2 separate regions of the Homo sapiens genome follow, and region 2 is linked to region 1. A link is a contact called in ENCODE Hi-C or POLR2A ChIA-PET data. All regions are on one chromosome and are shown on one strand. The core of a region is the stretch at or near the end of the contact, and the rest is flanking DNA. Distances in the headings are between cores, read along the strand shown. Region 1 holds the start of SYNRG (synergin gamma). Region 2 holds the start of EIF1 (eukaryotic translation initiation factor 1).

What was found. Hi-C counts contacts between places; a loop is a spot of excess contacts on that map. ChIA-PET counts read pairs that join two places held with the same protein, here RNA polymerase II (POLR2A). Pooled maps may share reads with other maps.
Region 2: a pooled map shows a loop between it and region 1 (10-fold over the local background). The contact joins the promoter of EIF1 here to the promoter of SYNRG in region 1. A Hi-C loop is called at or near these places in 6 of 50 pooled maps. POLR2A ChIA-PET finds 5 or more read pairs at or near these places in 2 of 52 experiments (OCI-LY7 and T-cell).

Annotation. Positions count from the first base shown.
Region 1 is chr17:37,603,979-37,611,379 of GRCh38, reverse strand. SYNRG (synergin gamma) reads left to right here and starts at 1,962. Exons shown (of 22, transcript NM_007247.6): 1 at 1,962-2,101. The coding sequence starts at 2,025. It overlaps DDX52 (DExD-box helicase 52), which reads left to right. Exons shown (of 15, transcript NM_007010.5): 15 at 1-1,641.
Region 2 is chr17:41,686,372-41,693,772 of GRCh38, reverse strand. EIF1 (eukaryotic translation initiation factor 1) reads right to left here and starts at 4,888. Exons shown (of 4, transcript NM_005801.4): 1 at 4,704-4,888; 2 at 3,832-3,995; 3 at 3,584-3,685; 4 at 1,105-2,991. The coding sequence starts at 4,734. The coding sequence ends at 2,947. RefSeq lists enhancers at 3,370-4,278, 4,204-4,293, 4,279-5,187 and a silencer at 4,674-5,063.

The DNA of each region.
Region 1 (7,401 bases), core at 713-3,212:
GTTTGTTTGTTTTGTTTTACTATTTACTTCTAAAACTTTTTTGTTAAAAACCATGGCACAAACACACACATTATGCTAGGCATACAAAAGGTCAGGATCATCAGTCTCACTGTCTTCCACCCCCACTTCTCATCCCACCATTGTATCTGCTGTCTGTGGCTGACCAAAACATCATCATGTAGCACATGACTAGTGTGGCAAGTGCTCTGTTAGATGTAAGGCCATGATGCTAAAGCATCACAAGAGGGCATCTAACCCAGATTGGGGATGTCATGGAAGGCCGACATCCTGAGTTGAATCCTGCAAATGTAAAAACCAATAGGCAAAGAAGAGGAACAAAAAGGATTCCAGGACAAACTGAGGTCACATCTATGATCCTTGACTTTATTGTGTCTGTTTAAAGTATCTACAGTAACCTGTATCAACTTAGTCAGTGTATTAATACTAAATTTAGCTCCTTCAAAGCAGTTGGAACTATGTGCTACATAAATTTCAGCTTCACACAAGGAAGGGAAGGAGTGAAATTAGTGAACAGGCAGTTACAGCAAAAGAAAAAACATAAAAATTGAATAGCTGGCTCTGGTGAAATGAGCAAGGACTTTAGAGTCAAACTGGCCTGGATTTGAATCCTGATCCTCATTGCTTGTAGCTGTATGATCTGGACAAATGACAGTAACTGTTTCTAACCTTGATTTTCTCATCTGTAAGATGCCAATTGTAACTCCTAAGGATACTGAGGATTTTTTAAAATGCGTGTACAGTTCCTGACCAGTGGTTTGTGCCTAATAACTTATTACAAATTATTACCCAGTAAAAACCTTGAGACAAGAGTGAAAACGTAAAGCTAATTAATCCATTACTTGTTAGCAAGCAAACTACGTGCTTGAGAAAATTACTCAACTTTCATGTTTTACTTCCAGACAGTAGTTTGATTAAAAGAAAAAAAAAAATCACAGCCCAGGCATGTGGCTCACACCCTGGCACTTGGAGGCCGAGGTGGGAGCATAGCTTGAGCCTAGCAGTTTGAAACTAGCCTGGGCAACATAGATCCTATCTCTACAAAAAAAAAAAAAAAAAAAAAAAAAAAAATTGGCCCGGTGTGGTGGTGCATGCCTGTGGTCCCAGCTACTCAGGAGGCTGAGGCGAGAGGATCGCTTGAGCCAGGGAGGCTGAGGCTGCTGTGAGCCATGATCATGCCACTGCACTCCAGCCTGGACAACAGAGCAAGACCCTGTCTCAAAAAAAAAAAAAATCAGTAAAAAATATGCCGAAATAGCTTCAGAGTAATTATGAATTGCCTTCCAAAAACCACTGTTTTGCACTTGCCTGCAAGAATAGGAAAAACAAAAGGACTGTAAGGTGGCAGGATGGCAGAACCAAACAAGAGTAGTACACCTTGGAGTTTTTTCGAAATATGGGTTGGGTTTTTGGGCTCTTGGTTGATTTAAAATAAAATTTAAATGCCTTCAGCGTCTGTGATAGGTGCCAACATGAAGCTACCGAGTTCCAGAGAAAGAGGGGAGAGCTGATCACTCATCAGTGCTGCGAGACTATCAAAGGGCCCTTCAGGACCTATCTGTTCTTTGTGTGTAAAGAGTAACAATAAAAGAACACCAGTGTACCCACCGTATAGTTTAAAAATCAGGACTCAGCCTACTCTTTCCACTAACCGCGATCATGGTTTTCAAACGGAGGACCAACGGCGCTTTGCCACTGGGCCGCCAGCTGGGCCCTGCAGAGGGCCTACCAGACAATGAATCAGCTCCCTTGGAGAGGCGCCCGCGACCGCCCCACCAGCCCGAGAGCTAGAATTGAATCTGGGGGACCCCTGCGGCGCCGGGTCACGTGCCGTGGGCGCGCCACGCCTCCCCGAGGGCCGGGGGAGTCACGTGGGCGCGAGGCCCCGCCCCATCGCCCGGTCCGCGGCGAGGTGGGGCCTGGTGTTTGACCCGGAAGTGGCTGTGTTCAGCTGACAGCTGCTGATAAGGTGGCGGCGGCGAAGGCAGCGGCAGGTCGGGAGCAAGATGGCGCTGCGGCCAGGAGCTGGTTCTGGTGGCGGCGGGGCCGCGGGAGCTGGCGCGGGGTCCGCCGGGGGAGGCGGGTAGGTGTGAAGAGCCGGGCGGGAGCCCGCTGGCCTCCGCGGGGGCGGCGAGGGGCGCTTGGCAGTTATGGCAGTTTTCTCCAGCCCTGATCCTTTTCCTTGGAACTGGGCTGCGGGAGGAGGGTCATCCCCCAGGGACCCAGGCCGAAAGGGGCGTGTGGAGCCCAGGTGCTGGACGCTGGTGTTCCGGGATCAGTTGGGGGCGCCGGCCGCCTGGAATCGAGCGGGGAGCGAGCGCGCGCCCAGTGTGGGAGGGGAGAGAAGATGAGGGTCCTCTTGGGGTGGGGGGGGGCGGGGCAAATCAGGAACCGCGACTCCGCTCCTAGTCCTAGCTGCCTCTGAAGCGACCAGGGTCTTCCCTTTCCTTGGGCTTTCTAGACTTAACCGGATATGTTGGAGGGAGGGCTTTAAAAATCTGTTCACAAAGCTGGAGGACTGTTTCCAAGGGGGGTGTGTGTGTGGACTATTTGTCTCTTCCCCTTTTAGAGTGTCCTGTCCTCTTTATTTCCTTAACCCGCGACAAACAGCAGGAACATCTAAAGACCTCTGAATTAGTAATGGTCTTGAGATAGAGTTCTTGTCTTGTACACTAACTCTTAAGACTTGTCTGTCTTCTTTTTAAAAAGGCATTTAAAAACAAAGAAAGTGCACTGTTAAACAGCAGTTGCGCATTTATTAGAACAAAGCTTCCAGACTCAGCCCTTAAACAAATCTGCCCTCTGCCACATTTCAGCCAAGAACTGCCGTGGTTCTTATACCCAGAATGGTAAGGGAGATGTACGTTTTACAAGCTGACAGATTCGTTATCATTTAAGGAAATATTTTATTCTAGGAAGTTTTCACTCCACTTCTATAATGACCTAGTCTGATTTTGTTTTACTAACCAACACACAACAGCACACACATTTGGAGGTAAAAGTAGCTTTGCATCTTCAGTATCCTAAATTGTCTTTGGAAAACGAAGTGTTAGGTTTTTTTTTTATATGCAGTGTTTCAATTTCGGAGTCGTGAACACTACAAAAGTGTAAGGACCTTAAAGTTATCACCTCTTGCAGGTGCTTGTCAGGAAACGAGCAGTGGCTGTTCAATAAACCACCTGTGTGTAACCCCATTTTTCATTTCCTCTGCACATCTTTAACTTTAGATTTTTAAACTTTTTGCTTTCTCTTTTGTTCTCTCCGTTGTTTCATTAGAGGGTTTTTTAAAAAATAAATACTTCGTGTAAGCCAGTTTCTGGCTGGAGAAGAAACATATGTAATAATTCCCTTCTATTTGTTTTTTCTTTTTCTTTTGTCTTGTTTTTTTTTTTTTTTTTTTTTTTTTGAGAGGAAGTCTTGCTCTGTTGCCCAGGCCAGAGTGCGGCGGCGTGATCTCGACCCGCTGCAACCTCTGCCTCCTGGGTCCAAGCGATTCTCTTGCCTCAGCCTCGGAGCAGCTGGGATTACAGGTGCGCGCCACCATGCCCGGCTAATTTTGTTGATTGATCGATTGAGACAGAGTCTCGTTCTGTCACCCAGGCTAGAGTGCAGTGGCACGATGTCGGCTCACTGCAACCTCGACCTCCCGGGTTCAAGCGATTCTTCTGCCTCAGCCTCCCAAGTAGCTGGGATTACAGGCGTGCGCCACCACGCCCAGCTAATTTCTGTATTTTTAGTAGAGACGGGGTTTCACCATGTTAGCCAGGCTGGTCTCAAACTCCTGGCCTCAAGTGATCCGCCCACCTTGGCCTCCCAAAGTTCTAGAATTACAGGCTTGAGTCACCACGCCCGGCATCCTCTATTTATTTCCTATATGTGATTACAGTTTCTAAAATGTCCCTGGATGGTATTAATTTGATCAAGTATATGATTAATCATGGCACCAAGTTCTGGGAAAATGTAAACTTAGAAGAATTGATATCTAGGCCCAAATTTTTATTTACTTAAAAAATGTTTTTGGATGGGGAGGACCTCAGGTTCAGAAATTCAAGTGCATTATTCCCTTTAGTTTGCAGTATTTGAGTATCATTGGTCCATGGACACAAATTTTTAAAATAAATATGGGTTGAATTTTGATAGAAATTAGAATGATTTTAAAATTTCCCCCCTTTGTAAATGTAGCAACATCTGCATTCTAAAACTGTAAACGATATACAGGAGAGAAAGAAGTGGTTAAAATGATTCTTACCTTGAAAAATGTATGGTACATATGTTACATATATTGGCAACTTTCTGAGGCTGAGAAGCTGTATCCTCAATAGAAAAAGGAATATTATTTTTTTTAGAGAGTAATGGTGTAAAGGCTGAAGTTATTTTATTTCCTTTTTAATTTTCTTTTTGCCACCCACCCTCCCTGAAATTATTTTATAAGGAAACTTAACATTATGGCAACCTAAGTATATTTGAAGAAAAAAAACAGGCAACTTCTCTACACCTTTAATGGAGAAAATCCATGAACTATAACTGACTGTATTGTTTAGATACTTCTCTATATTCTAAGAGGCTAAGCAAAACACAATAACGTTTTCCAAATTTAATATTACCCTACTTTTGATTGGTGTCCTGGATGAGCTACTTTAGAATAAATGGTAGAGTTGTATAAAGGGCAAAATTTGCCCAAGAGATGAGAAGTATAAATTTTTTTTTTCTTTAATCAAGGCAGAAAAAAAAAAGAGTTGAAAGATCTGGATTAGTCTGTAGTCATTGAATGCTTACATGGGTAAGGTACTGTTCTTGATGCTGTAATGAATTAAAAAGACATCAAAACATGGTCCCCATCCTTGGAGAATGTACAAAATAACTGTGGTACAAAGTAAAGTGGAACAAAGAGGTCACGTTCTTCTGGGATGTTATCATCTGTGAACTTGTCTATTTTTTCCTGATCTTTTACAAGCTTTTAGAGGGCTTCCTCATCTTTTCTTCTTTCACTGCTTCTAGCACATTTTTGCACATAAAAAACATTCTGTAAATATTTGTGGATTTCAGCTATATCAAAGGCAAAGAAGTGGTATTTCATTTGGCCCACAGAGTTAGAGGAAGAGGAAGCGGTCAAGAGATCGTCACAGAGATGGGAAGGCCTAGTCAACACTAAGGAAACGATGTACCTGCAGTGCCAGATGACTGTGGCTCTGAGTGGCAGAGAAGAGTTTTGTGAGATAAAACTGCAAAGTAGAGTTGTGCCCAAACTAGAGAGGGCCTTGAGTTTAAACTAAGGAAATTCAGTTTCAGGGAAATCATTTCATAGTTTTAACTTCAGGGGTGCGTCTTGCTAAAGGACCATTTAATTATTGCGTAATGGTCCATCATTTAGAAAGATGTCTCTCACTTGTGCTGCATCAGATGAATTAGAAACCAGAGTCTGGAGGTGGGGAGATCCATTAGGAAGTCTTTATGTAGGAGTTTAGGCCTAAGAAGTGAAGCCTAGTGTCAAATCTAGGTTAGTAGCAAAGGTAACTGAAAAGGAGGGACGGATGAGATAGGTAAGTGACAGAGCTCTGCTTTCATACCGAGATGTCAGTAATATAAGAATTAGTGGTTTTACCTTTGAAATTAAATTGTTGGTCACCTTCCTGCCCAGTTTTTTGCCAAGCTTTTACTGTCTTATTAATGCCTTAACTGCTTATCTAACCAATCTTTAAGCATGTTGTTATTAGTTGTCTAAACATTTCAGAGAAAAATATGAATTTTTCATAGGTCACTAAGCAGTTCGATTTGCTAAATTCTTACTAGAGAAAGTCATGTTTGACAGTATTTTGTTTTTATTTCATTTTCAAAGTAACCTTTATACATCTGTTTATGTATTCATGTCTATGTGATTGTCTTAGCTGAGACTTTAGCAGCCTTGATTCTACGTCCTCATTTGACAGAGGGGAAACCAGACAGGGGGTAAAGGAGATTGCACAGAGCTTCACAGTTACTTTATGGCAAAGCTGGAAGAAAGAAAATATACACGAGTTTCCAATTCTTTTGAGCCTCTAGGCCATATGACTAATTTAAATGTTTAAGCCTGATTTTTAAAAATCTTGACAGCTTGATTACTTAAATGTATTCATTGCTCCTGAATGTATCAATTTTAGCATATGAGTAATGTCTTTAAAAACTGAATACAGGCATACCTCATTGCAGTTAGCAGATACAGTGTTTTTTATAAATTGAAGGTTTGTGGCAACTCTGCATTGAGCAAGTTTATCCGCGCAATTTTTCCACAGCCTGTGTTCACTTCATGTCTCTGTCACATTTTGGTAATTCTCACAATATTTCAAACTCTTTCATTATTATTATTTGTTATGGTGATCTGTGATCAGTGATCTTTGATGTTACTAGTGTAATTGTTTTGGAGCACCACAAACCCAGCTCGTATAAGACAGCAAACGTAATTGATAAATGTTTTGTGCAGTCTGACTGCTCTACCTACCAGCTGTTCCCCGGTCTTCCTCTCCAAGGGCCTCCATATTCCCTGAGACATAACAGTATTGAAATTAGGCTGATTAACCCTACAGTGGCCTCTAAGTGTTCAAGTGAAAGGAAGAGTCGCCCATCTCTCCCTTTAAATCCGAAGCTAGAAATGATAAAGCTTAGTCATTAAGTGTTGAAAGCTGAGGTAGGTCAAAAGCGAGGCCTCTTACACCAGTTAACTAAGTTGTGAATGCAGAGGAAAAGTTCTTGAAGGAAATTAAAAGTCCTATTCCAGGAAACACAAATGTTAAGAAAGTAAAACAGCTTTATTGCTGATATTGAAAAAGGGTGAGTGGTCTGGATAGAAGATTAAACCACCCTTAACATTCCCTTAAGCCAAAGCCTAATTTGAAGCAAGATCCTTAGTCTCTTCAATTCTGTAAAGGCTGAAGGCTGAGAAATAGGTGAGGAAGCTGCAGAAGAAAAGTTGGAAGCTAACAGGTCAGTTTATGAGGTTTAAGCAAAGAAGCTATCTCCATAACAAAAAAGTACAAGGTGAAGCAGCAAGTGCTGATGTAGAAGCTTTAGCAAGTTATTCAGAAGAGCTAAGATCATTGATGAAGGTGGCTACGCTAAACAATAGATTTTCTTTTTTTTTTTTTTTTATAGACAGAGTCTCACTCTGTCACCCAGGCTGGAGTGCAGTGGCGTGATCTCGCCTCAATGTAACCTTCGCCTCCCGGGTTCAAGTGGTTCTTCTGCCTCAGCCTCCCCAGTAGCTGAGATTACAGGCACGCACCACCACGCCAGGCTAATTTTATATTTTTAGTAGAAATAGGGTTTCACCATGTTGGCCAGGCTGGTCACATACTCCTGACCTCAGGTAATCCACCCACCTCGGCCTCCCAAAGTGCTGGAATTACAGGC
Region 2 (7,401 bases), core at 3,639-6,138, 4.1 Mb before region 1:
GTAGGACCTTTAACACGACAAGCTCCTGATGCTGGGGTTAGAATCATTGCTATAGTTTGAATGCTCCACCCAAACCAAAACCCATGTTGAAATTTAATTGCCAATTGAACAGTTATTGGGAGGTGGGGCGCTTTTTTTTTTTTTTTTTTGGAGACTCTGTCACCCAGGCTGGAGTACAGTGGCAGTGACATGATCACAGCTAACTATAGCCTTGGCTTCCTGGGCACCAGTGATCGTCCTTCCTCCTGCCTCAGCCTCCTAAGTAGCTGGGACTACAGGTGTGTGCCATCATGCCTGGCTAATTTTTGTATTGTTTGTAGAGATAGGGTTGTGCCACGTTGCCCAGGTTGGTCTCAAGGATTCACCCCCCTTGGCAAGTGCTGGGATTACAGGTGTGAGCAACTGTGGCTGGCCAAGGTGGGGTTTTTAAAGGTATTAGGTCCTGAGCCTCTGCCCTCATGAATGAAGTGGGCTCACAACAGTATAGGTTTGGCCCCCATTTGCTGTCCAGCCCTTCCACCATGTTATGATGCAGTAAGAAGGCCCTCACCAGATGCCAATGCCATGCCTTTCGACTTCTGTGAGCCAAATAAATCTCTATCAATTATTCAGTCTGCTGTATTCTAACACAATCACCTCCTAGTTTTAGGGCAGTTGCCATTGGCTCAACCTCACCAGCCCTCCTCCACAACTCACCTGGTTCTATGCTCTTTCCCAACCTGGGCTCTAACCTAACTCACCGCTTGTACCTTTATCTACAAAATGGGCTGGTAGTAAACTTAGTAGTCTTGCATTACTCAATGACAGGGACATGTTTTGAGAAACGCATCGTTAGGCGATTTTGTGTTTTCTACGAACATCATCGTGTACTTACGCACACCTGGATGGCACAGCCTACTACATGCCTAGGTTATATGACACAGCCTGTTGCTCCTAGGCTACAAACCTGTACAGCACGTTACTGTGCTGAAATTGTAGGCCAGGGGTGTCGTATCTTTTCACTTCCCTGGGCCACACTGGAAGAATTGTCTTGGGCCACACATAAAATACACCAACAATAGCTGATGAACTAAAAAGAAAAAAAAAAAAGTCACCAAACAAAACTCATGTTTTAGCAAAATTTATTAGTTCGTGTTGGGCCACATTCAAAGCCATCCACACAAGCTTCTTGTAGGCCATTGTAACACAATGTTAAAAGGTACAGTAAAAATACAGTATTATAATCTTATTGTGTAGCACGGCTGTGAGGCTCATTGTTGAATGAAGCATCCTTAGGCAGCACGTGACTGCATGCAGATATGTGTGCTGAAAGAACTTTGCCTTTTTAACTAAATTAATGGACCCAGGAACAGAACTTGGTCTTTTACTTGCCATTCATTGTCCTTCATAAGGGATGGCCTCCCAACACTTAACTTCAGCTCTTCAAATACTTGTCATTAAACCTTCTAATACTACAAACTTACTACCCAGAGTATACACATTCCTAGCGATTTGTGGATCTTAACCCACAGCATGAATGCCCTTGTTATAGCCCTTGCATTTACTCTCCACTCTGCGCCCTTAAACCAAGGCTGTTACTACTGAGGGGGCGCCAAGATTTCCAAGCAACCCATTCTCCAGGACACTGATTAACAGCACAGCATGACTCTGGCTAAATGCTTGCAAAAACAGTTGACCTGCTGGGCATGGTGGCTCATGCCTGTAATCCCAGCACTTTGGGAGGCCAAGACAGGCAGATCACTTGAGGCCAGGTGTTCAAGACCAGCCTGGCCAACATGGAGAAACCCTGTCTCTACTAAAAATACAAAAGTTAGCTGGGCATGGTGCCTGTAATCCCAGCTACTAGGGAGGCTGAGGCACGACAATTGCTTGAACCTGAGGTGGAGGTTGCAGTGAGCCGAGATTGTGCCACTGCACTCCAGCCTGGGCAACAAGGGCAAACCTGTCTCAAAAAACAAACGAACAAAAAACCAGTTGACCAGAGAGGGACAAGCTCATAAAGGTTTTTCTTGGCCAAATTCAGGCCCGTTGAGAAGCTGTGGGTGTGGACGAATCCTCCACTGCCCATTTCTATGGTTCCTTTATATGCACAAGATCGACTATATATAAATAATCTGCAAGTCAGGTATTTCTGAAAACAAGTTTTATTTAAATAAGGGTTTAAATACATTACACATAACATTAAAACTGAAGGGGAAAAAAAAACCAAAAACCAGTTTGTTACTTCACATGGCATTGGGCAGCTGCTGCTATTAAGTTGCAAGCTCTACAGCTAGCTACATGACTGATGGATCAGTTTGAGATTTGTTCCCTTGTCAAAAGTTTAACTCTGATAGAAGGTTGGCCTCACATTCTGATGTTTGGACATCCCTTAGCTAGGATATGTCTGGTCGAACAGACCTTTGTGGCAAGCCAGATGTCCTATCACCTCGCTAGCGGTAAGAGGGCCTCTTTGAGCTCTGTCCACCTAGTCAGGTTGGAGACACCAGGGGATCTACCACCAAAAGCTCCCTTCTAGTAGTACAGCTGGTGCTTCTGCCTTACCCCATCCTCTCCTCTCAGATTCACCGAGGACTGTTCAGGTGGTAACATTCTCTTAGGGTAGGGAACTCTGCAGAGGGAGAGCTGAGGAGGTTCCGGCCATAGTTGTTTGTAATCTTAGGGCTCTGGGCTTGGCTGAAACATGACGGTATTGCTTGGTTTCAGGCTTGACACTGCCAGGCGCCTATTGCTTGACCTCTGTTTAAATGAGGGACTTCAAGACTAGACAGCATGGCTCTTTTCAGTTTATTGCATGAAGGAGTTACACTAGTCCAAGTTAAAAGCGGACCCCAAATGGTTACATTATACAAGCTGTGAGGTTTTTAAACCTGTGACAAGGGAGAGAAGGGAAATTCTACTCATTGCAAGGAAATCCTCACTTAAGCTTCAGTGAGCCACAAGCACTTAAAACCCATGAACCTTCAGCTGATCGTCCTTAGCCAGTCCAATCTGAAAAGACAAAAGGGCAAAGTTTTAAATGGGGGACAGGGAGAGTTAAAGCCTCCATTTCTAATGGCAACAACCCTGTCTTCCTGCTACTACACTGCCCAAGAGCCAGGGGTGCGCACAATGGTTCAACAGAGGGTCCTCAGTTAAGAGCTACCTTTTTTGAACACTCAGTGCCTTCCAAGGTTCTGAATTAGTGTGAGAATGAGACTCATCAGGTATCTGAAATCTCTTCAATTATATCAAGAGCTGATCATGTAACAGTATTTTAGTATTAATACTCAGGAAATTCATTTTTAAAAACTCATGTCCTTACAAATACAGGAACAACCCAGCATTTGGCTTATTTTACAATGCATCTATATGCTATTCAAATTTGCATCTGTGAAGTAGATCCACAGAAACAGTAAACCAAAGGTAGACAAGTCCCTTCTGCTTTTTCCTATAAAACAGAAATAAGTCTATGTACTTTAAAACCCAACTGAGGTTTTGCTCAGCCTTACAAAGCCAACTTTTATGTCCCCAGCAGAAGCTAACAGACAGGATCTGAGATTTGCCAGCAGAGAGGCACAAATCAAGTAGTGACTGAACTCACCTCTACGAGGAACTGGCATATGTTCTTGCGTTGGTCACCCTGTAGCTGAATTACTTCTCCATATTCCGGATGCTCAATTACAGTACCATTGCAGGCAAACTTCTGCAAGCACAAAGGAAAACGAATTAGGCCTAGCAAGAGCATGAACGCATTTATCACCCCTTCCGCTAACAATACATACAACACAGCTGGCACCCCCTTGTGGACAAATCCATTATGACTTTCCCAAAATCTCACTGAAGACCTACTTTCTTAAACGCCTTCACTAGTTTCTTTTTATCGTAATCATCAGCGATCCCTTGGACAGTAGTAAGGGTCTTCCTGCCGTTTCTCTGTTGAATTCTTATATGGATATAATCCTCAGTGCCAGCAGGAAGCAGGTCATCACCCTTACTTGCATCAGCAAAGGGGTCTGAAAAAAAAGGTTAAGCTCGTTCAGAGCTGTCAAAGATAGGATGCCACTGCCATCCCCTCGGTCCCCAGGTGTTTTGCGCGTGCAGAAAACAACACTGAAATCGTCAGGGCTTGGGCCAGGCCGAATGTGTCCTTTGCTGGCTCTCCCCGAGCAGGTCAGTCCGGGACGGCCAGCTTCCCCAGGCTCGGGGAACGCCCGGGCCTCCCGCCCTCCCTGGGAAGCCGATCACATGTCGGGGGAGTCCGGGCTGCCAGGCGGTGCCCCACCCAGCTGATGCAACCCGCCGGAACCCGAGCTCCCGAGGCGGGGCTAAGCCTCCCACCCCCATTGGTGCACCCGCTTGCCACTTAGGGCTGGCACCGCCTTTCCCTCCGGATCCGTGACAACGGGTGGTGACGTAACGGACGTGACGCAATGGTGACGGGAGGGGCGGGTGTGGCCCGAGGAGGCCCAGGAGCCATTAGTAAATGCGCCACTGAGACGCCGGGCCCGCCCAAGGGCTGACCTACCGCCTGCTCCTTCCGGTCGCGCTCAGGGTCCGACCCCGGGGCCCAGGCCTTGATCCCGCTGCCCTGCGACCCTGGTCAAGTTTCCCCTGCCCGAGCTTACGAAGGCCCGGAGCGCTTGGCAACTTCCCGGAACACGTCTCCGGGCCCGGAAGGCCCCGCTGCCCCACCCGGGCCCGCGACCTTTCCCATAGCTTACCGAAAGAGTGGAGGTTCTGGATAGCGGACATACGATACGATTCCTTTTCCTCGGTGGAAACGGCCTGCGGAAGGCGGCGGCGGCGGTGGCGGGAGAAGGCGGGCAGGGGGGAACGGAACGTCGGGAAGCGAGGGGGCTCAAGGGGGAGGCTGCTGAATCCTCGGCGGCGGCTCAGTGACTGGGGCAGAGGGGCGGTGCCTGTGTTTAGTTATATAGCCGCGCCTCTGACGCCAGCGCGCTGCCCTCACGTCCTGACCCCACCCACAGCGTCGTGCCCCAAGCGCCCAGGCGGCGCCGCTTCCAATTGGTTTGGAGGCGGGGACATGGGATGGCGCTTGCGCAGGAAGTCTGCGGCAGGAGGGCGTCCTCTTGACTCTAGGAGAGCTGGGAGGGGGAGGGAAAGCTTGATCTGTCTCGGAGCCTGCGCAGTGCGAGTGGACGGTGTCTGGGTGCCGAGAATACCGGCCCAGGTTTCGAGCGCGCCTACGCACTGTGTCCTTTGGTACGTTCCACCTTCTTGACCCTGTTGCATCCCTGTCTTCTCGAAAAGGGGAGTTTCATATGGTAAATGAACACTCCTTAGAGAGGATTTAGATGATGAGCCTCCCAAACACGAGAAATCCCCGTTGTGTCAAACCCACCTACCTACCCACCCTACTACCCACGGAGTCACAGCGGGATTTAGGGCGGCACTTTGATTAATCAACATACAATAATATAATCAAAACGGTAACCGCATAATTTAGATTGCCATTTAGATTTATTCTAAAGTGGGTTAATCCGATCTAAAATTTTCATTTAGATTAGATTAATCCATCTAAGGAAAAAGTGTGCCCAGCTCATTGGCATGAGTTCAAGGTATAGTAACTGGTTCTGGGCCCCCCCGAGAATAATTCTGGCACCAGAGGGCGTCCTTCATGTGGCACAGCTTGTGTGGAGTAGAGCCTTCCTAGAGTTTAGATGAAATATTTCCTTCAAAACAGTCAACCTTTCTTGCTTTCAGTTTATTTATTTCAACACTCAGTTGTAGGGGTAAGTAGAGTGGTGAAAAGAGACCAGGAATTTTAGACTCAAAGGCCTCCGGGGATAGGCAGGTAAGTAGGATCAAGGAGTGCAAACAGCCAAGTGTGATGTAATGGGGTGGACTGGGGGCTGGAGTAAGAACTACGGGCTGCAGTGGCCGCTCACCTCCAGCCCATTGTGCTAGATCTTTTTCAAGAGTGCCAGGAAATCCAGGTGTTTACATAAAATCTCTTGATTTTTAAATATTGCCAATAAATTGATTTTTTTTTTGAGACAGAGTCTCACTTTGTCGCCGAGGCTGGAGTGCAGTGGCACTGTGTCGGCTCACTGTAACCTCCGTCTCCTGGGTTCAAGCAATTCTTCTGCCTCAGCCTCCCGAGTAGTTGGGGTTACAGGCATCCACCACCACGCCCGGCTAGTTTTTTAAAAATATTTTTAGTAGAGATGGGTTTTCACCATGTTGGCCAGGCTGGTCTTGAACTCCTGACCTCAGGTGATCTGCCTGCCTCGGCCTTCCAAAGTGCTGGGATTACAGGAATAAATTGAATTTTTGATACAACACTGCAAGCCAAACAAAAATATGCATGCCCATGGACTGCTGGTTTATGTCCCTGACAGTCAGGGTCACTGCCCTTGTGGAGTTGAAGGCCAGCGGGAGAGAGAGCCACTAAACAAATAATAAGATAATGAGGCTGGGCGCTGTGGCTTATGCCTGTAATCCCAGCACTTTGGGAGGCTGAGGTGGGCGGATCACCCGAGGTCAGGAGTTCGAGACCAGCCTGGCCAATATGGTGAAACCCTGTCTCTACTAAAAATACAAAAATTAGCTGGGCGTGGTGGCGTGTGCCTGTAGTCCCAGCTACTCGGGAGGCCGAGGCACAATAATTATTTGAACCCGGGAAGAGGAGACTGCAGTGAGCCAAGATGGCGCCATTGCACTCCAGCCTGGGCGACAGAGCAAGACTATGTCTCAAAAAAAAAAAAAAAAGGATAATGACAGATTGTGAGAGGTGCCAAAAAGGAGGTAAACAGGGTGATGTGAAAGGGCCAGGCTCCTTCAGATGGGGTGGTCAGAGAAGGCCTCTGGGGAGGCAGCATTCTGGCTGACAGAGGGTAGGAAGGAGTCCACTGTGGGGCAGGGCATGTGCCCACCAGAAAACTCAGAAAAACTCTGAGGGAGGAAATGCTAGGTGTACCTGATATATATATGTGTATGTGTGTGTATATATATATATATGTATATGAGTGTGTGTATATATGTGTGTGTGTGTATTTGTGTATATATGTATATATATATGTATGTGTATATATATATATATATAGACAAGGTCTCACTCTGTCACCCAGACTGGCTGGAATGCAGTGGCATGATCATGGCTTACTGCAGCCTCAACTGCTTAAAGCAGTCCCCCTGCCTTGGCCTCCTAAAGTGCTGGGATTACAGGCAGGAGCCAGTGTGCCTGGCCTGATACTTTGTTTTGATTCTATATTTACTAAATAAACTTGATTAATAGTTTGGTTTCCTTGACATCAGGAAGGAGGAACCATGGCTAGGTCATGGGCATCCCAGTCTCATGGTCTTCCCCTTTTGAGAAGCTAAGGCCCCAGTCAGCCAACTTGGGAACCTTTACTATCAGGCAAAATTCACCCCCGACATTTCACGTAGGTTCTTCTC